Regions from separate parts of the Homo sapiens genome. Here region 2 is linked to region 1. A link is a contact called in ENCODE Hi-C or POLR2A ChIA-PET data. All regions are on one chromosome and are shown on one strand. Each heading gives the region's core, a stretch centred on a gene start or an enhancer-like site at or near the end of the contact. The rest is flanking DNA. Distances are from core to core; before and after follow the strand shown.

Evidence for each region. A loop is a pair of places that touch in the nucleus more often than their neighbours do. ChIA-PET counts read pairs that join two places held with the same protein, here RNA polymerase II (POLR2A). Pooled maps may share reads with other maps.
Region 2: a loop to region 1 is called in a map of endodermal cell, with 2.9 times the contacts of the local background. The contact joins the promoter of GPR26 here to the enhancer-like site in region 1. A Hi-C loop is called at or near these places in 2 of 168 maps with a recorded cell type or tissue (HCT116 and endodermal cell), 2 of 37 single-sample maps with no recorded cell type and 4 of 50 pooled maps. POLR2A ChIA-PET finds 5 or more read pairs at or near these places in 2 of 52 experiments (GM10248 and WTC11).

Annotation. Positions count from the first base shown.
Region 1 is chr10:123,572,580-123,575,669 of GRCh38, reverse strand. No RefSeq gene overlaps it. Among named protein-coding and RNA genes, the nearest start is that of GPR26, 92 kb to the left of the region's middle. Within about 2 kb of position 1,774, at least 2 of the 41 ENCODE cell types and tissues checked have a DNase peak (open chromatin) inside an H3K27ac peak, as active enhancers do; they include HCT116, where a contact is called at or near this core.
Region 2 is chr10:123,665,103-123,667,891 of GRCh38, reverse strand. It overlaps GPR26 (G protein-coupled receptor 26), which reads right to left and starts at 1,537. Exons shown (of 3, transcript NM_153442.4): 1 at 817-1,537. The coding sequence starts at 1,484. RefSeq lists enhancers at 715-1,252, 1,253-1,791, 1,792-2,329.

The sequences.
Region 1 (3,090 bases), core at 525-3,024:
TTCTTTCCAACAAATTTATTTTATACTCAAGGTTTTCTACCCATGGTCACATTTTGTTGTTTGCAATCAAAGGACCCTCATGTTATGACTTGGTGGTGGCTATAGAGACCATTTTCCAAAAGTAAGGTCCAGAGAGGTGAAGTAAATAGCCCATGAACAAACACATGTAAATGGCAGATCTGAGCCTGGAACCCAGACCTCCTGACTCCTCATCAACCCCCTTTCCATTGCCCTGGGATCTATCTTGCCCAGAACATAAATCTGGATTCCTGTGATGGCAGCAAAATGCACAGTGTCACCTCCATGCATCGATTTTGCCCAGAGGACCCCGCGCCTGCATTGGGGGCTCAGAGCAAGGATCGATGTGGGGCCCAGATCCTTGGCTGTAAATCACAGCAGAGAGAGCACAGCAGAGCTATTTTCTGGCAATAAATTCACCTCCAGCCAGCAGCCCAGCTTTTCTCCTTTCATGATTCTACCTCGTAGATCACACTGTTTGAAAGAGAGAGTGGGACCATTCCTTGCTTCGTTTATTTTCCCCTAATACTTTTAAAGAAACTTTTAATTTTGAAAAAGAATTTAGATTCACAGAAGAGTTGCAAAGATAGTACAGAGAGGTCCAGTATACCCCTTACCCAGCTTCCCCGCACGTTATCATCTTCTATAGTACAATAATTAAAACTAAGAAATTAACATCAGCACTAGTAGTAACTCAGCTACAACTTGATTGGGTTTCCCCAATGTTTCCACTGATGTCCTTTTCTGTTCCAGGATCCAATCTAGGATATGATGGTCATCATATCTCCTTCATATCTGCCAATCTGTTAGAGCTTTTCAACCTTTCCTTGTTTTTCCTAACATTGAGAGTTTTGAAGAGTATGTGTCTGGTTTTTGGTAGACTGTCCTTCAGCTTGGGTTTGTCTGATGTTTTCTCATTAAGAGAGTGTTGTTTTGGATTTGGGAGAAGAATAAAACAAAGATGGAAACGCTTCCCTTTGCACCATGTCAAGCTGCACATGATGCCAACATGACTGACTGGAAGTGATGAGAACTTTGGTCACTCAGTTGAGGTGACACCTGCCAGTTTCCACCATCATGCAATTTACTTTCTTTCCCTCTCCATACTTGATTTGTCATGAGTGAGTCACTAGGTCTAGCCCACACCCCAGGAGAGAATTTTCCCTCAACACCTTTGAGACATGAACGATGCCCCCTGGGGTCTGATGACCTCCTGCTCAGACCTGGGGAGAGGGGAGGGCCAAGCCAGTGGCCCTGGCTCAGCAGGTCCTACCTTCTACAATTCTGCTCAGCTGCCCACTTGCCGCTCAAGGACAGGAGAGAGGCTGGCTGAGAACTGGCCTCTTGTTAAGAGCCTGGTGAAGGCTGGCAGGTTGGGGCCAGGTGGGGATGCTGACGAGGTTTGGGGGTGATCGGGCTGCCGCTTCTCCATCTCGTGGTTCTTCCCTACCTGCAGCAGAGAGAGAGAGGCCCATCTTCCCTCTTTGGGAAGCTGAGAGGTTCAGAGAGCACACAGACTTGGGGTTCTAGTCTTTCAGAAGTCTGAGATGTTGGTACTCCTCCATCTGGCAGGGCTCTGGATGATGGAGCCAACACAGAAAGAAAAATGGCCAGGTGGGAAGTATAGGGCTGTTTTGTCTGGCCAGATGCCCAGAACCTCCAATGTGAACCTTGGGTAAAAAAGCTCCATTGAAGAGAAAAGCTTCCAGTCAAGGGCAACTCATATTTTTGGAATGTGGAGTCTCCGGCGTGCCCTGGGAGAAGAGGAGGCAGAGGCTGGATCTGTCAGGCAAAATCTGGGCACACTTACCTAGATCAGCCCACTACCTGCCTGGTCACAGGTGGGCAGAGAGAGGCAAGCCTGCTTCTAGAACAGTAGTTCTCAACTTTAGTTGCATGTTAGACTCTCCTGAAGAGCATCAAAAATCATTCATTTCCTGGGTTCTGCCTCTAAACTGACTGTAATTTAATATTTCTCAGTGGGGTTTGGAAACCAGTATTTTTAAAATAATCCCCAGGTGATGGTTTCCCCAGGTGTTGAGCTAAGATTGTAACCCATTGCTTTGCTCCTCAAAATGTGGTCCTCTGACCAGCATCAGCTGGGAGACAGACTAGCCCAGCCCCGGGCGCCCCAGCACAGCTGAGTCAGAAGCTGCCTGTTAACAAGATCCTGGGGAAGTTTGGGAGGCGCTGGATTAGCAGGTAGGGTGTGCCTCCTGGATGGGAGCAGGAGAGCGGCTGCCCCCTGGTGGAGGAAGCACAGAGCGGGGCTAGAACATGGGCATCCACCTTTGAAACACAGTCACCATGCCCTCCAGCAAATGCTGTGGACGCCGACCAAACAGCTTAGCAACCCTCCTCCTGTGACAGGGACAAGCATCAGGCAGGTGCTGGGAGAAGCTGCCAGTGTTTCTCAACATGTCTGCCTCCCTGGGAGGTGAAGCATGGGCAGAATCCCCCAGCTTCCCACGGACAGGACAGAAACGTCAAGGGGGAAAAACACCTTCTCGCCAGTGGGTCCTGCCTCCTTACCTCCCGCTGCAGGCCTTCCTTGGTCAGGCCCTGTTTAAATCCCTCTGGGCCTCAGCTGCCTTCTCTGTAAAGTGGAAGCAATAATGATTTTCTTGTGGGTTGGTCACTGATGAGATGGCCCAGGTGAAAAGCTGGACCTGGTGTTCAGTACTGGTGAAGGCACAGTCAGGGCCTGCTTGGAACAATGTATTCAAGCCAGGGGCACTTCTCTGGGCCCAAATGAGCCCATTCCTCCTGCCTCCTGAGCAGTACCTCCTCCCTCTCCTCTCCTCTACCATCCCCTCCCCTCCCTTCCCCTTCTCTCCCCTCTCCTCCTCCTCCCCTCTCCTCCTCCTCCCCTCTCCTCCTCCTCCCCTCCCCTCTCCTCCTCCTCTCTTCTCTCCTCTCCCCCCTCCTCTCCCCTCTCTCCTCTCCTCTCCCCTCTCTCCTCTCCTCTCCCCTCTCTCCTCTCCTCTCCTCTCCTCTCCCCTCTCCTCTCCCTTCCTCTCCCCTCTCTCCTCTCCTCTCCCCTCTCTCCTCCTCCTCTCCTGTCTCCTCCTT
Region 2 (2,789 bases), core at 288-2,787, 92 kb before region 1:
GAGTTCCCTCCTTCTCTCCCTGACAGGCTCCTGCGATGGCAGGGGTTCCCAGAGGGTACCCATGCTTGCCCAGCTCCATCTGCCCTCCTGAGAACAGCAGCCAGCGTGACGACGGAGGTGGGGGCAGATTCAGCCCCAGGAGCCTTGGGGCACACTCCTTCTGCAGGAGCCTCTAGGCACCAAGTCAGGCAGACATTGGACAGTGCTCTCTGGGGAGGGCAGGAAGAGCCCCCCACCCCACCCCTCAGGGCCCACCACAGAGAAGGACGCAGCCCGAGTCCATCAGAATTCACACACACACACACACACACACACACACACACACACACAGTCGTGAGACAGAGGCAGCGCCACACACCCGAGAAGGGAAAGACTCAGAGAAGCGACACACTTGGGTCTGAAAAGCTCTTAAGGAGCTCCCTAAGCATCGAGGCCGCCCTCTCGGCCAGAATCAAACACTTTGAAGGTCTTTAATAGGGAACAAAGACCACGGACTTCCCATGTGCCATTTAAAGTGAAAGCTACAAACACAGAAAATGTGCATGAAGAAGCCCAACAGAGTTCTGACTGTCTGTGATTTCTACCCTGATGCTTCAAAAACCGATGTATAGATGGGCTCACCCGCATTTTTTGTGGCCCTGGTTTGCTGATACCCTAAGCACCTCCTTAAGCCCCACAGCTGGGCCGCTTTCCCCACCCTCGAGTTCTCAGAAGAAACAGAGGCTCGGTGGAAAAGAGCCCCTGGGGCTAGGGACCTCCCACTCCCGCCGAGATCCCGCGCGGCTGTTCCCAGAGCCTTAGCTGCGCTCGGCTCACCTGGGGTGCAGGTCCACCAGCAGCACCAGCGTCTGCATGGTGATCACGTCGATGCGCTTGCAATGGAAGCGGGCCACCTTGAGCACCTTGAGGTACGTGCAGCAGAGCACGACGAAGGAGAGCAGGAAGCTGAGAGCGTGGAAGGCGCCAGTGAAGACGGCGAAGCGCAGGCGCTCGTCTGGCCGCCGGCTGCACAGCGTGCACGAGGCGTACAGCTGGTGGAAGCCGAGCCAGGACAGGGCGAGCGCGGCGGCTGGGAAGGTGAGCGCGTGCAGCCACGTGTAGGCCACCATGAGCGCCGCGTCGCGGAGGCGCATCTTGGCCCGGTAGCTCAGCGGGAAGACCACGGCCACCCAGCGGTCGATGCTGAGCGCGGCCATGCTGAGCATGGAGTTGGCAGCCAGGAAGGTGTCGAGGAAGGCAGCCAGGCGGCACAGGCGGTCGCCCGCCGGCTGCCGCTGCGCCACGACGCCGGCCAGCGTGAGCGGCATGTTGACCACGGTGCACAGCAGGTTCCCGCACGTGAGGTTCAGGGTGAAGAGCGCCGGCGCCTGGCGGCGGATGTCCGCGCTGTGCAGCAGGCAGAGCAGCACCAGCGCGTTGGACAGCAGCGAGACGCCCATCGTGCCCACCAGTAGCCCCGCCAGGCCCGCGTCCCACGAGTTCATGGTGCGCGCCCCGCGCCGGCGCTCAGGGTCCGCAACCCGGCGCCGCCATGGCGCTGCCCGCGGCCGGCTCAGCCCCTCGGCGCCGCCGCCGCCCGGCGACCACCGGCCCCAGCCGCCATGGCTCCCAGGAGGGCGCGCGGCCACCCCGGAGCCTCAGGCGGCCTCCCGGGCAGGCGTCTGGGCGCGCAGCCACCCGGGAGCCCCGCGCCGCCTCACGGGCAGGCACCTGGCGCGCGGCAGTGAACCCTGGCCCCCAGCAGCACCTCTGGAGCCAGCGACTGAGCGTGCGGTAGAACCCGAAGCCTTTAGCGCCCCGGGATCCTGGGTTGCAGGCACCTGCGCCCCTGCTCCGCCTCTGCCTCTGCTTCCTCCCGCTCTCACCCCATGCCCGCGAGCTCTGTCTCCGCTCCGCTCCGCGCACCCTCCCGCTCTCTTGCTTTCTCTCTTCCTCCCTCTCTGCTCTCTGGCTCGCTCTCTCTCTCTCTGCTCTCCCCTCCACCTCTCTCCCTCTCCCCGCCCCCCGCGCTGTTCTCTCCGTCTGTCTCTCCCACCCCCAATTTTCTCCCCTCTCTTGTTCTTCCCCCTCCTCTTCTCTCTGTCTCTGGAATCTGGCTGCTTCTATCACAGAAATCCCCACTGGTGCACACACAGACACACTCGCGCACACACACTCACACTTACAGGCTCGGAGGGAACCAGCCCCGAAGGCTCCGGTGCAGGGTGATTGGCTCACTGTGGCTCCCTTCCCCCAACATCCTCCATCCCCCCGTGTGTGTCAAAGACAGGCTGAGTCAAGGAAATCTCTCTGAGAAAAGGAAGGGATGCCTGGACACCTTCACGCCCCAGTGCCACCTGTCCCCGCCTGCATGCTATCCTGGCAGACCTTGACGTGAGTGTCCCAGCCTGTCTGTCCCAAGAACAGCTGCTGCATGACTGAGGTTACTCGATTCTCAGTGCCTTCTTTCCCTCGCCCTACAGCCAGAGCTTCGGCTGAATCCTAAGCCTGCTGCAGGGACCCCGAGGCTCTCTGTAACATCCCCTGGGCATCTCTCCAGCTGGGAGATGCCTTTGCTGACCCTGACTGCTCCCACCTGGGCAAGCCAGGCTGTCCACAACCAGCCTAGACAGCTAACCCTAGTATGGTGGATACTCTGTTGTCCTGCTCCAAGTTCCAGCAGCTGCCTCCTGTAGCCCTGAAGCCACACACCCCTCTGCCCTGAGACTGGTGAGGCAGCACATTCTAGTTTATGAGGGACCTGCCTGATATAAGGTGCCAGAACTCTTCAGAAAATGGGGAGGGTGTCA